2 separate regions of the Homo sapiens genome follow, and region 2 is linked to region 1. A link is an interaction called in ENCODE POLR2A ChIA-PET data of the cell type or tissue named here. Cell type or tissue: Panc1. All regions are shown on one strand. Each heading gives the region's core, and the rest is flanking DNA. Links, peaks and the distances in the headings are about the cores only. Region 1 overlaps GCNT2 (glucosaminyl (N-acetyl) transferase 2 (I blood group)). Region 2 overlaps TMEM14C (transmembrane protein 14C).

Region 1 (2,500 bases), core at 1-2,500:
CTATTGAAATGAGACTTAGCTATCGGTGGAATTTTGGAGCTACTATTCTCAGTGAAATTCAGAATTCGAGAAATGTTTTCAGGAAACATCCTCCTCAGTTCTTGCCTCAGTTTACTTCGTGGCTCTTGCAGTTCTTTCCCCCTTTGTGATCTCATTTACATCTGCAGTTTCTCACCACCACCTCAGTACTGACCATTCACTTCCCTGTAGTGAGCTCCCAGGCCTTCTGCCACATCTCCTTGTTTTTTGGATATCTCTTCTCGAAGCTTCCACGAGTGCCTGCTGACATCTCCCTACTCCCCACACACCCAGCTTTCCACTCACAGTCTCTGTGGTATGGCCATCCTTCAAGTCAGCCAACTTCCCCACTTCTGGTACCCCAGGATCCAGCCAGCACATTCCATACGTTTTGTCTGTGAGAGTTTTCTAGCAAGTTCTACCCTTCCTGTTTTCATCATTACTGTTCTTAACTCTGGCCCATCACACCTGTCAAGCAGACTATTGTCGGACCCACTCCAAGTGGTCTCTCTGGCCCGAGTCTCCCTCTTCAAACCATTCTAACACTCTTAACATATTTTGCTTCTTAAGACATAGCTCTAAGAAAAACGTTTTCTCAATTCCAAAAGCTTCAGTGAGTGTCAACAACTTATTGAATTATTCAGTATAGACATCTCAACATGGCAGGTTGGATGTCAAAATCTCCCTGTTGGAGATCCCCTCAGTATTACCTGTGTTACCCCACCGTCAACTCCCATTGCTGCCTTCCCTGAAAGGAACCCTTCAGAAAAATTACCATGCCTGTAATCCTGCCATAGGTCCTTTTCTTCATGTCACCCTCTCTGTTTGTGCCATTGCCTTCCATCTCTCCATTTAAATAATGGCCTTGTTTAATGGTATGTCATTCAATGGTAACACATCATGTCATTGGTGTGTCATTTAGGAAGCTTTTTCTGGTCTTATTTTTTCCCAATTTTATACCTTTATAAACCTCTGTTGTAATGCTTTTATGTCATTCTAGAATCTCTGCATTATCATTATTAATGTGAATATCGTATTACCGCGACTAGACTATAATGTCTTTGAGGTCTTTTGTATTTTTGGCAGTCCAGCATAGTGAGCATTCAGTGGGCTGACAGGAAATATTTATTGAATTGAGTCAAATGGAAATAATTTTAGGATGTTGGTGCCCCTCAGCACTGCTGCCTAGTCAACTTCAAATCATTACCACTTGCATCACCCCCTGCCACCCACTCCCCCCGCCACACACACACACACACACACACACACACACACACACACCCCCTAGGTAATTTTGCCAAATCCTGAAGGGTCAACTTCAAACAGTATCTTTCAGCCATGTTTTCTGAGACAGGGTCTCACTCCATCTACCAGGCTGGATTGCAGTGTGTGATCTTGGCTCACCGCAGCCTCAAACTCCTGGGCTCAAGCTGTTCTCCCACCTCAGCCTCCCAAGTAGCTGGGATTATAAGCATGAGCCACTGCACCTGGCCCATGTTCAATTTTTCTTTGACGTTTCCTAAATGCTCCTCTGTTCTTGGGCAACAGCAATGAGACAGTTCTCTTCCACTCAGTTTTTCCAAAGCATCCTGCTTATTTTGGGAATGCTTCTCATGCTGAGCCCAGCCTGGGGGCAGCATCTGCTCCAGACAGGCTGTTCTTCAACCCAAGGTCCAACCACCATCATAGTGGACCATTTGCAGTCTCAGCTATGCCCTAAGCAAAAATATGTTAACTGCTCTTCTAACTAACCATTTCTCAGTGTAGTTTTTCCATGCTAGGACTACTCATAAACCTGTCTTTCTCTTACCCTCTGAGCTCATATGGATTTCTTCCTTCCTTCCTTCCTTCCTTTCTCTTTCTTTCTCTTTCTTTCTTTCTTTCTCTTTCTTTTTCTTTCTTTCCTTCCTTCCTTTTTCCTTCCTTCCTTTCTCTCTCTCTTCCTTCCTTCCTTCTTCCTTCCTTCCTTCCTTTCTTTCTCTCTTTCTTTCTTCCTGACAGAGTTGCACTCTGTCACCCAGGCTGGAGTGCATGGCGTGATCACGGCTCACAGCAGCCTCAACCTACCAGGCTCATGCGTTCCTCCCATGCACCACCATGCCCAGCTAATTTTGTAATTTTTGTAGATATGGGGTTTTGCCATGTTACTCAGGCTGGTCTTGAACTCCTGGACTCAAGTGATTCACCTGTCTCAGCCTCCCAAAGTGTCGGGATTACAGGCATTAGCCACGGCACCCAGCATGTGGCATTCTTTCTTAAGTGCTTCTAGACAAAGCAATAAGTGGCAGAAGGCTTTCCCCAAATCCATTTACCTTGTGTCTCCTTTTGACACCACATTTCTGGAGAATGGATGGATGGGAGTTGGGCTTTCGAAACTTTGCCCTTCAGCTCTGTACTTTTGTGAAATGTATTCTCCCATAATCTTCCTCCTCAGCCAGGTTTAAAAGATCAGAACTTAACTGTGAAAATATTGGAGGATACA
Region 2 (12,411 bases), core at 5,769-8,268, 170 kb after region 1:
CATATACTGTCCCCTCTGCCTGGAATGGGCCTTCCCATCCTTCAGCTCATTAATTCCTGCGTAATTTCAGATCTCAGCCAATCTTCACTTTTTTGTCTAAGCCTTTTTATTCGTGTGAGTCTTTAAAGTCTGTCCCATCAGACCTGAAGCACTGTAAAAGGGCAAAGACAGTTACAATAACCTTTGTATTCTCCAGCTCCTAGCACAGCACTTGACATGTAGTAGGTGCTTCGACAGATACCCAGTGGGAATTGTGTGCAGGGTAGAGGAAGTAGCGTCTGCAGGGCGTGAGAAACAGTAGCATTTTGGAGAAAACTAACATATTGATGGCTAAAGTGTGGGTTTTGCAGAAGACAAGTGGTAAGAGATGAAGCTGGAAGGGCAGGCAGGACCCAGGCTGTGAAGGGCCCTATTTGGCCAATATTGGTACTAGGACCCATAGGATGTGGGCAGTCAGTAGTCTCCCCGACTTGGGGAAAGAGGAATAAGCATAGGATGAGGCGTGAGCCTTGAGAGATGGGTGGGGCTTGGCCCACTTCTGATTCCCCTGCGTAGAAGATGTAATGAGTTTTAACACTTCTTTATATGTTTTTCATCAGCTACATCTGGTACCTTGGCTGGCATTATGGGAATGAGGTTCTACCACTCTGGAAAATTCATGCCTGCAGGTTTAATTGCAGGTGCCAGGTACTTTCATTCTATTACTCTTCTTTACCATGTAGAGTTCAGTTTATTCCCCAGGATACCTTATGCATTCAAAACCTTACTTGTTTCAGGATATCTGATGCTATGTATCAACTGACATTTGATATATACACTAATAGGAAATGTTTCAAAAACAATAGCTAGTTTAATGTCAAAATGGCATGAGTATATCCATTCACCGTGGAAATGGGTTTGTTCTCATATTTGCTTTCCAGTCCATCCAAACTCCTCCCTATATGGTGGCAGAAGTTTTAGTGCAAAGCCATGACTGCAGCCTTTTGTGTGACTTGCATGGAAGATTTGGGGGCCCCATATTTCTTAGATGTGTAGATGTCTTTTACAGAAAATTTTGCTAAAAGAGAATTTTGATTGAATCCTGTTTTCTATTTTTTGTTGTTGTTATTGAGACGGAGTATCACTCTGTCACCCAGGATGGAGTGCAATGGCGTGATCTCCGCTCACTGCAATCACCATCTGCCTCCCGGGTTCAAGCGATTCTCATGCCTCAGCCTCCGGAGTAGCTGGGATTACAGGCGTGCACCACCATGCCCAGCTATTTTTGTTGTTTTGGTAGAGATGGTGTTTCACCACATTGGCCAGGCTGGTCTGGAACTCCTGATCTTGTGATCCGCCCACTTCGGCCTCCCAAAGTGCTGGGATTACAGGCGTGACCCACTGCGGCTGGCCCTGTTTTCTAATTTTGATTATAAAACCTAAACCAAATTGTGGTTTTTAAAAAATTTAGTTGTGGCTGGGCACAGTGGTTCACACCTGTAATCCCAGCAATTTGGGAGGCAGAGGCAGGCGGATCACCTGATGTCAGGGGTTCAAGACCATCCTGGCCAACATTGCGAAACCCCGTCTCTATGAAAAATACAAAAATTAGCTGGTTATGGTAGTGGGCACTTGTAATCCCAGCTACTCGGAAGGCTGGGGCAGGGAGAATTGCTTCAACCTGGGAAGCGGAGATTACAGTGAGCTGAGATCATGCCACTGCACTCCAGCCTGGGGGACAGAGCAAGACTCCATCTCAAAAAACAAACAAACAAACAAACAAAACTTTAGTTGTAGGCCAGGTGTGGTGGCTCATGCCTACAATCCCAGCACTTTGGGAGGCCAGAGCGGGCGGATCACTTGAGGTCAGGAGTTCAAGACCAGTCTGCCCAACATGGTGAAACCCCATCTCTATGAAAAATACAAAAATTAGCCGGGCATGGTGGTGCACACCTGTAATCACAGCTACTTGGGACACTGAGTCAGGAAAATCTCTTGAACCTGGGAGACGGAGGTTGCAGTGAGCCGAAATTGTGCTGCTGAACTCCAGCCTGGGCAACAGAGGTGAGTGAGACTCCATCTGAAAAAATAAAAATAAAAAACCTTCTCAAAAACAAAAAATTTAGTTAAGTATCATAAAGACATCCTGAAGGTAGGGGAATTTTTAAAAATCTGTTTTGGAGAAAGATTACATACTCTGATCATAGTTGTGATGCTACCAGTATAATGTTTTATACCTGAAGCAAGGAAGTCAGTGTGGAGCAAGGTCTAGAGCAGTAAACTGAGACGCTGGAGAGTCTACCATTAATCAGATCTGTGATGGTGGGGAGGCCTTGCTCTCTCTTGCCTCCATTTCTTCATCTCTTCAAATTATTGGCAGTTGGGTTAGGATCCAGCTCATGTGTGCTATTTTAAGACTCCCTTGGCTTGCTTTTTCTCTGGTTCCTCCAGGGATGGAAATTTACCCCTGACCACTCTTGCCTTAGTACCTCCTCCCCCACGCAGTTGTGAGGAACCAGCAGTTTAGTTCCTTAAAAACATAGTTGCCTGTTCTGTCCTTTACCTGACATTTTCTATCTTGTTTCTTTTAAACAGTTTGCTGATGGTCGCCAAAGTTGGAGTTAGTATGTTCAACAGACCCCATTAGCAGAAGTCATGTTCCAGCTTAGACTGATGAAGAATTAAAAATCTGCATCTTCCACTATTTTCAATATATTAAGAGAAATAAGTGCAGCATTTTTGCATCTGACATTTTACCTAAAAAAAAAGACACCAAACTTGGCAGAGAGGTGGAAAATCAGTCATGATTACAAACCTACAGAGGTGGCGAGTATGTAACACAAGAGCTTAATAAGACCCTCATAGAGCTTGATTCTTGTATATTGATGTTGTCTTTTCTTTCTGTATCTGTAGGTAAATCTCAAGGGTAAAATGTTAGGTGTCAGCTTTCAGGGCTCTGAAACCCCATTCCCTGCTCTGAGGAACAGTGTGAAAAAAAGTCTTTTAGGAGATTTACAATATCTGTTCTTTTGCTCATCTTAGACCACAGACTGACTTTGAAATTATGTTAAGTGAAATATCAATGAAAATAAAGTTTACTATAAATAATATTTCCTATGGGGTCTTCATTGCCAGAGCTGTCTAGTTCATAGAATGAGATATTGCTAGCAGCAAGATATAGAAACATGAAAGTATTTTGTTAATATTTAGAAATTACCTATTTTGAATAACTTAAGGACCAAGGAAACTTATTTGATTGTACATTGCATTGAAGCTTGTTTCAAAAATGACCTCTGAGGATTTTTTTTGTTTTTCAAGAGACAAGGTCTTTCTCTGTTGCCTAGGCTGGAGGGCAGTGGTGCAATCATATGTCACTGTAGCCTCAAACTCTTGGGTTCAGTCATCCCACCTCAGCCTCCTGAATAGCTGGTACTACTGGTGCATACCACCACACCCAGCTAATGTACTTTTTTTTTTTTTGGAGATGCAGTCTTGCTCTGTTGCCCAGGCTGGTCTCAAACTCCTGGTCTCAAGTGATCCTCTCGCTTTGGCCTCCCAAAATGTACTGGAGTAATAAGCATGACCTACTGTACCTGGCCACTGAGGTTTTCTTCTTTTTTTTTTTTTTTTGAAACGGAGTTTCGCTCTTGTTGCCCAGGCAACCTCTGCCTCCCGGGTTCAAGCCATTCTCCTGCCTCAGCCTCCCAAGTACCTGGAATTACAGGCATGCGCCACCATGCCCGGCTAATTTTGTATTTTTAGTAGAGACGAGGTTTTCCATGTTGGTCAACCTGATCTCAAACTCCCGACCTCAGGTGATCCGACTGCCTCAGCCTCCCAAAGTGCTGGGATTACAGGTGTGAGCCACCATGCCCGGCAGCCACTGAGGATTTCTAAAGTTAGGACTGTGGGCTGGGCACGGTGGCTCACGCCTGTAATCCCCACACTTTGGGAAGCCGAGGCAGGCGGGTCACAAGGTCAGGAGTTCGACACCAGCATGGCCAATGTGCTAAAACCCCATCTCTACTAAAAATACAAAAATTAGCCAGGTGTGGTGGCGGGCGCCTGTAGTCCCAGCTACCAGAGAGGCTGAGGCAGGAGAATCACTTCAACCCGGGAGGCAGAGGTTGCAGTGAGCCAAGACCGCGCCACTGCACTCCAGCCTGGGCGATGAGACTCTATCTCAAAAAAAAAAAAAAAAAAAAAATTAGGATTGTGTAGCAAAATTAAAAGGTGATTTTTTTGTTGTAATTAGTTCATACATAAATGTGAAACTAGAAAACCCATCTAGAGCTTGAATCACCTAGTTTGGTGTCTTTGTTGGACACATTAACTGGATACTGGTACCGTTTCAACACGAAGAATTAACTCAATCTGGTAGCCCTTGCTTTAGTTTTCATTCCGTCTTTAAAAAGGAAAACATACCATGTTCTCTACCCTGTTACTGCTTCAGAGTTTAATTCAGGCACTTTATGTATTTGCATAAGCCCCTTGAAAGTGGTCCTAGTTTTCCATCCTTTTTTATAGGACACTGAACAACTAAGGGCACTTGTGTTGGAGTGATAGAGGCATCAGAAGGCCATAGACCATCCAAACCTACCATCCTCCCAGGCTTCCATAGCTAAGAGTTTGAATCATGTTGGCCCTTTCATGTGTCATGCAGTGTTGCCAAAGGGCACACATTTTTGCCACCTTCAGTCCTAGAGGAGGACCTGGCTCCTGAATGACAAGGTTCCCTGAAGGTGGGATTAGTTTAGGTGCCAAGTAGACTGTAACTATTTGGTCCCCAGCAATCAACCTGGAAAATTCTAAGGCTGCCCACAGATGAGAGGCAAGAGGTCTTCATAGCTCTTGCCAAGTCCCCTTGTCCCTGCTTCTCTGCAAAAATCCCTGAATATTTACTATCGTTAAGGGTTGTACTGGGTCCTGGTGGGTCCGGAATTGGTTCCTTCCAGTACACTCTTGGTGTTGCCAACTTCAAGAATGAAGCCTTAGACCCTCGAAGTAAGTGTTACAGTTCCTAAAAGATTGTGAGTCCGGAGTGTCTTTCTTCTGGTGGGTTCGTGGTCTCGCTGATTTCAGGAGTGAAGCTGCAGACCTTCGCTGTGAGTGTTAACAGCTTTTAAATGTGGCGCGACCAGAGTTCATTACTCCCTTGCGGTTTTGTAGTCTCCCTGACTTAAGGCGTGAAGCCGCAAACCTTCAGTGTTACAGCTCTTAAAGGTGGCGTGCCCAGAGTTGTTCTTTCCTCCCAGTGGGTTCGCTGACTTCAGGAGTGAAGCCAGACCTTCGCACGGAGTGTTACAACTCTTAAAAGCGGCACGTCTGGAATTGTTTGTTCCTCCCCATGGGTGCGTGGTCTTGCTGATTTCAGGAGTAAAACCACAGACTTCTACGGTGAGTGTTACAGCTCATAAACATAGAGCAGACACAAAAACTGAGCATCAGCAAGATTATAAAGATCAAACTACCCACAGGAGGGAAGAGTACCCAAGCTGCTGTTGGCTCCGGTTGCCAGGTTTTATTCCCTAATTTGGCCCTGCCCACATGCTGCTGATTGGTCCATTTTTACAGAGTGCTGATCCGGCGTTTACAAACCTTTAGCTAGACACAGAGTGCTGATTGGTGCGTTTTTACAGAGTGCTGATTGGTGTGTTTACAAACCTTTAGGCACAGAGCACTGATTGGGTGTTTACAATGCTTTAGCTAGACAAAAAAGTTCTCCAAGTCCCCACCAGACCTGGAGAGCAGCCGGCTTCACCTCTCACTAGCAGTGCAAAGAACAAGCCATGGTGCTTGCCCTTCTGGAGTCTAGTGGAGGAGATGGACATCTAAACAAAGGCAGTATAGAAATAAGTGTATAATGGAGGTAGATCCATATTACTGTGGGGGCACAAGGAGGGGAGTGGGCATTTCTGTTAGGGAGTCAAGGTAGGCTTCACAAAGGAACCAATAGTTAAACTGAGTCTTGTCAGTTGATTCACGAGTCAGTTGACGTGCACTCCTTTTGTGAGTTGTCTATGAGGAATTCACAGACAAGGACAGGGCAAATGTCTCAGGTAGAGGGAGCAATATATACTGTGCCTCAAAGGCATGAAACTAGGTATTACAACTGGGTTCAACCCTTTCCTTAGAGATCTAATTCTTTTTAATGGCTTTTAAGTTGTATAGATGTTTACTACTTAGTTTACCATTCTCCTACTCATAGAAATATGTCTTATTTAATACCTCTGATAGCCGGGCGCGGTGGCTCATGCCTGTAATCCCAGCACTTTGGGAGGCCGAGGTGGGTGGATCACGAGGTCAAGAGATCGAGACCGTCCTGGCCAATATGGTGAAACCCCATCTCTACTAAAAATACAAAAATCAGCTGGGTGTGGTGGCGTGCACCTGTAGTCCCAGCTACTCAGGAGGCTGAGGCAGGAGAATCACTTGAACCCAGGAGGCGGAGGTTGCAGTGAGAGGAGATTGCGCCACTGCACTCCAGCCTGCTGACAGAGCAAGACTCCATCTCAAAACAAACAAACAAACAAAAAGAAAACCGGCCGGGCACAGTGTCTCATGCCTGTAATCCCAGCACTTTGGGAGGCCGAGGAGGGCAGATCACAAGGTTAAGAGATCAAGATCATCCTGGCTAATATGGTGAAATCCCATCTCTACTAAAAATACAAAGAATTAGCCGGGTGTGGTTGCACGCCCCTGTAGTCCCAGCTACTTGGGAGGCTGAGGCAGGAGAATCGTTTGAACCCTGGAGGCGGAGATTGCAGTGAGCCGAGATCGCACTGCACTCCAGCCTGGGAGACAGAGTGAGACTCCGTGTCAAAAAAAAAAAAAAAAAACAGATGGTTTACCAAGGAATATCTTTGGAAATCCCCGTGAACATGTGCAAAGGAATCTGTAGGTTACATTCCTAAACGCTGTGTCAGAGCATCTCAGCAGTTCAAGTTGTGATTGCCCTCAGAAGAAAATGCACCAATTTACCCTACTTCCAGTGGTGGCTAACTTTGTGGAATTGGACTTTTTAAAAATCTTTGACACATGAAGCTAGGAGTCTGCAAACTTTTTCTGTAAAGGGCCAGATATGAATATTTTAGGCTTCGCAGGCCATCTTTGTCCCAGCTGCTCATCTCTGCCTTTGTAGGATGAAAGCAGCCATAGCCAATAAGTAAATAAGCAAGGGTGACTGTTCCAATAAAACTGTACTTATGGGCCTTGAAATCTGGATTTCATATGATTTCTACATATTACAAAATAGTAATCTTATTTTTATTTTCTTCAACCATTTAAAAATGCAAAACCGTTCTTAGCTTGCTGTCTGCACAAAAACAGGCAATGGACTAGAATTAGCTCACTGACCATAGTCATGCCACCCCCGATCTACCCAAAAAATGTTATCTAATGGTTTCAGTGATTTAGTTATGAATTATTACATCTTTCATACATTTATTGACCAGTTATATTTTTTCTGTGAGCAGTCTTTCATCCCTTTTGTCCATGTTTTTGGTTTTTTTGTTTTTTAATTGAAAACATTGGATAGTCTGAGACTTTCTATGTAGTATAAAAATGTGTTCCCTATCATATGTATTGAAAATATTTTCCTCTCACTTGTTATTTGTGTCTCGATTTTGTTTATGTGTTTTTTTTGCCGTTGTACAGAAAGTAAACATTTATGAAATCAAATTTATTATATTTTCTTTATGGCTTTCAGATTGAAACCACTATTGCAATTTTTTTTTTTTTTTGAGACGGAGTCTTGCTCTGATGCCCAGGCAGGAGTGCAGTGGTGCCATCTCGGCTCACTGCAACCTCCGCCTCCCAGGTTCAAGCAATTCTTCTGCCTCAGCCTCCTGTGTAGCTGGGACTACAGGCACGTGTCACCACGCCTGGCTAATTTTTTGTATTTTTAGTAGAGATGGGGTTTCACCGTGTTAGCCAGGATGGTCTCGATCTCCTGACCTTGTGATCCGCCCCCCTCGGCCTCCCAAAGTGCTGAGATTACAGGTGCGAGCCACCCCGCCTGGCCAGCATTGCAAAATTATAACTGAGACAGTGAAAGAGATCTGACCTAACCAACGCCATCTTGCTTCTACCGTCCAAGCTGTCCTTGTTCATTCTGGTGTGGGCTGAACTAACTGTGGGAAGAACTTAGTTTATAGTTTATTTATTCAATTTTTTCTGAGTTGGAGTCTTGCTCCATTGCCCAGGCTGGAGTGCAGTGGCACGATCTCAGCTCACTGCAACCTCTGTGTCCTGGGTTCAAGGGATTCGCCTGCTTCAGCCTCCCAAGTAGCTGGGATTACAGGCGCATGCCACCATGCCTGGTTAATTTTGTATTTTTAATAAAGACGGGGGTTTCACCATGTTGGCCAGGCTTGTCTTGAACTCTTGACTTCAAGTGGTCCACTCGCCTCGGCCTCCCAAAGCGATGGGATTACAGGCGTGAGCCACCATACCTGGCCTGAAATTATCTTATTTTCTTCCAATGCTTTTATAGTTTTATCTTTTAGGTTTCTATTTTTAAAATTTATTAATTAACAAATAATTGTCCATATTATGGGGTACAATGTGATGTGATGTTTTAATCTCTGTATGTATTATAGAAAGATTCAATCAAGCTAAGCTGTCATATTACCAAATTACCATTTCTTGTGTGGTGAGAGCACTTCTATTTTTAATGCTACTTTAGAATTTATTTTTGTGTGTGATGGTGCAAATTAGGGATCTGATTATTTTCTCCAAAATATAGCCATTACCTTAATATTATTTATTGAAAAATGTTAATTCCTCATTGCTTTGGAATGCCACTTTTACCATGTGCTGAATTTCTGTATTTGGAATTGATTCTGGGTTTTCTAGCCTCTTCCAGGGATTTCTTTATTTTCTGTCCCAGTGCCAAATTGTATTAATTACTGTAGCTTTGTACCATATGCTGATATTTAGTCGGACAAGTCTGTCGTTGCTTTTCAGATTTTTCCTGACACAGTAACTTTACAAGCTAAATCTGGAATTAGCCTTTCTGCTTGTTTGTTTTTTTATTTTTTTTCCTTTTTTGTTAGAATTAGCCTTTTAATTTTTAAATTTTACTTGGGATTTTATTATGACACATTGATAGATAATGAAGGAGATTGAAAGCTTTAAAATATTTCCTCTTATCCAGGAACATTGTATGTTCCTTCATTTAATTCAGGTGTTTTGTTTGTTTGTTTGTTTGTTTTGAGACAGAGTCTTTGTCTGTTGCCCAGGCTGGAGTGCAGTGGCGTGATCTTGGCTCACTGCAACCTCCGCCTCCTGGGTTCAAGTGATTCTCCTCCCTCAGCCTCCCAAGTAGCTGGGATTACAGGCGTGCACCACCACAGCTAGCTAACTTTTGTATTTTTAGTAGAGACGGGGTTTCACCATGTTGGCCAGGCTGGTCTTAAACTCCCAACCTCAGGTGATCCACCTGCCTCAGCCTCCCAAAGTGCTGCGATTACAGGTGTGAGCCACTGCACCCAGACTTTTTTTTTTTTTTTTGAGACAGTGTCTCGCTCTGTCGCCCAGGCTAGAGTGCAGTGGCATGATCTCAGCTCACTGCAACTTCTGCCTCCCAGGTTCAAGCAATTGTCCTGCCTCAGCCTCCCAAATAGCTGGGATTACAGGAGCCTGCCACCACACCTGACTAATTTTTGTGTTTTTAGTAGAGGCAGCATTTCGCCATGTTGGCCAGGCTGGTCTTGAACTCCTGACCTCAGGTGATCTACCCACCTCAGCTGGCAAATGGATTACAGGCATGAGCCACCACACCCGGCAAGTTCAGGTTTTTTAAAAAATGTCCTAAAACAATATTTTAGAGCTTTATTCACATAGTACTTTACACTTTTAGTAAGATCGTGGATTATTTTATAGTTTTGTGGTATTTTGAATTTTTTGTATTTTATAGTATTTTATAGTTTTGTTATTATGAATGGGTACTTTTTCATGTATTTTCTAACTAGATATCAGTCTGAACAAAATGAATTCCTGACGTTAATATTGCTGCTTCTGTCACCTCACTCAAGCATATTACTTGCTTTCGGTTTTTATGAGCTACTTTTTATCTGATTCTATGGCTTTATGTTAAAGTTAGAAATAATAGGATGTTTACTATCACTGGCAACATTCAACATAGTTCTAGAGAAATTAGACAAAGCAATAAAAAAGATAATTTGAGAGGTATAAATTAATAGTAGAAAATAACTTAAACATTTTTAACAGCTGATAATTATCTATCTGGAAAATCCACGAGAAGCAACTAAAAACCGATTGGAACTAACAGAGATCTTTAAAGCAGCAAGAAACAAGATCAACACTGAAAACGAATAGCTTTCTATCAATAGCCATAATCCATTCTCTCCCATAATATTGCTAATGTCCAAGTCCAACCCTTTCTATCTTTTACCTGGTTATTTAAATAATCTTCTGCAAGGAATACTTCTTTTCATGCTATGGCCCTATAAGTCATTCTTTACCCAGCAGGCAGAGGCATAGCTCAAGTATAGACTTCTAGACTTAAAACTACTCAATGGTCCCTGACTACACTTACATTTCTCTTTTAGCTCTTATAACATCCTGTTCTTTTTCTTAATAGCACTCGTCACAATTTGCAAACATACATGTTTTTGTGTGTTTATTGAATATCTGCCTCTAGAATAAATGTTGTATAAAGGCAGGAAAAACAACACTTTTGTTACTACCATATATACTTAGAACACAGTAGGGAATTTAGTAAGTCTTTGCTGAATACATTGATCAAATCTACTGGGTGTTTTTTTTGTTTGTTTGTTTGTTTGTTTTGAGTCAGAGTCTTGCTCTGTTGCCCAGACTGGGGTGCAATGGCATGATCTCGGCTCACTGCAACCTCCATCTCTCAGGTTCAAGTGATTCTCGTGCCTCAGCCTCCCAAGTAGCTGAGATTACAGGCACCTGCCACCATGCCTGGCTAATTTTTGTATATTTAGTAGAGACGGGGTTTCACCATGTTGGCCAGGCTGGTCTTGAGCTCCTGACCTCAGGTAATCTGCCCACCTCAGCCTCCCAAAGTGCTGGGATTACAGGCATGAGCCACCGCGCCCGGCCAATGGTAAGTATTTGAATATCTAAACATAATTAAGCACAGAAAATGGATAGTAAAAATATGGTTTTATAATCTTACAGTATTCGCATCATAAACGTGGTCTCTCATTGACCAAAAACATAGTTAATGTGGCACATGACTATATATTGAGTGATTTCTATTGAATTCTGGACACATTTGTGTTATGTTATGAGACACTGGCTCTTATTTATTTTTTAAGACAGAGTCTCGGCCGGGCGCGGTGGCTCACGCCTGTAATCCCAGCACTTTGTGAGGCTGAGGCAAGCAGATCACGAGATCAGGAGATCAAGACCATCCTGGCTAACACAGTGAAACCCCGTCTCTACTAAAAATACAAAAAATTAGCCAGGCGTGGTGGCGGGCGCCTGTAGTCCCAGCTACTCCAGAGGCTGAGGCGAGAGAATGGCGTGAACCTGGGAGGCGGAGCTTGCAGTGAGCCAAGATCGTGCCACTGCACTCCAGCCTGGGCGACAGAGCGAGACTCCGTCTCAAAAATAAAAAATAAAAATAAAAATAAAAAGAGTCTCTATTTGTCTCCCAGTTTGGAGTGCAGCGGTGTGATCTCGGCACACTGCAACCTCCGCCTCCTGGGTTCAAGCGATTTTCGTGCCTCAGCCTCCCGAGTAACCGGAATTACAGGCGCACACCACCACGCCTAATTTTTGTATTTTTAGTAAAGACGAGGTTTCACCATGTTTACCAGGCTCGTTTCGAACCGACCTCAAGTGATCCGCCTGCCTCGCCGTCCCAAAGTGCTGGGATTACAGGCGTGAGCTCCGGCCTCTGGCTCTTATTTAAACCTTTTGTTTTAACTGATTTTCTCTGACACTGCTATGGGAAGGGAAGAAGGATGCTACTGCCAGATGGAAGTAGGTGACTTTTGGTGACACATGAGGTTCTCTGCTTGACCTCCAGTGACACCCAAAGAGTGGGGGCTTATTAGTGACAGGTGGTCTGGGAGCTGTGGCTTTCCTTGTGGTCTCTATTGGCTCCACATTGGGGAGGGGACTTGATACCAGCCACTGGGAATGAAACAACCAGCTCCCTACTTACTGTCCTGTGAGCATGGGTCAGAGTGGGGCTTCAGTTTGATGTGTGGTTTGGCTGCAGCAGAGTGGTCACTGCCTGAAAGTTTTGCTAGGCTGCTCCTTGTGTGGTCCTTTGGCTAGAAAGAGCAGGATTTTTGTTCATGCACTTTTTTATTATTATTATTTGGTCCATGCCTGTCCATTCTGCTAGGTTTTCTTTTTTTCTTTTTTTTTTTCCTTTGAGACTGAGTTTAGCTTTTGTTGTGCAGTGGTGTGATCTCAGCTTACTGC

Evidence for each region. ChIA-PET counts read pairs that join two places held together with the same protein. Peaks named below come from ENCODE experiments on the same cell type or tissue, not always from the same donor. Only the 100,000 strongest peaks of a DNase experiment are listed, where the experiment ranks them.
Region 2: POLR2A ChIA-PET joins it to region 1 with 8 read pairs; 5 of 35 experiments call an interaction of 5 or more read pairs at or near these places.

What each region holds. Positions count from the first base shown.
Region 1 is chr6:10,567,976-10,570,475 of GRCh38, forward strand. All of the region lies in intron 3 of GCNT2 (glucosaminyl (N-acetyl) transferase 2 (I blood group)), which reads left to right. Among named protein-coding and RNA genes, the nearest start is that of GCNT2, 48 kb to the left of the region's middle. In Panc1, for the core only: no CTCF peak of the experiment used is centred there; no DNase peak of the experiment used is centred there.
Region 2 is chr6:10,728,041-10,740,451 of GRCh38, forward strand. It overlaps TMEM14C (transmembrane protein 14C), which reads left to right. Exons shown (of 6, transcript NM_016462.4): 5 at 600-687; 6 at 2,575-3,087. The coding sequence ends at 2,626. Among named protein-coding and RNA genes, the nearest start is that of TMEM14C, 11 kb to the left of the region's middle. In Panc1, for the core only: no CTCF peak of the experiment used is centred there; a DNase peak (open chromatin) is centred at 6,991; H3K4me3 peaks cover 730 bases; H3K27ac peaks cover 2,500 bases.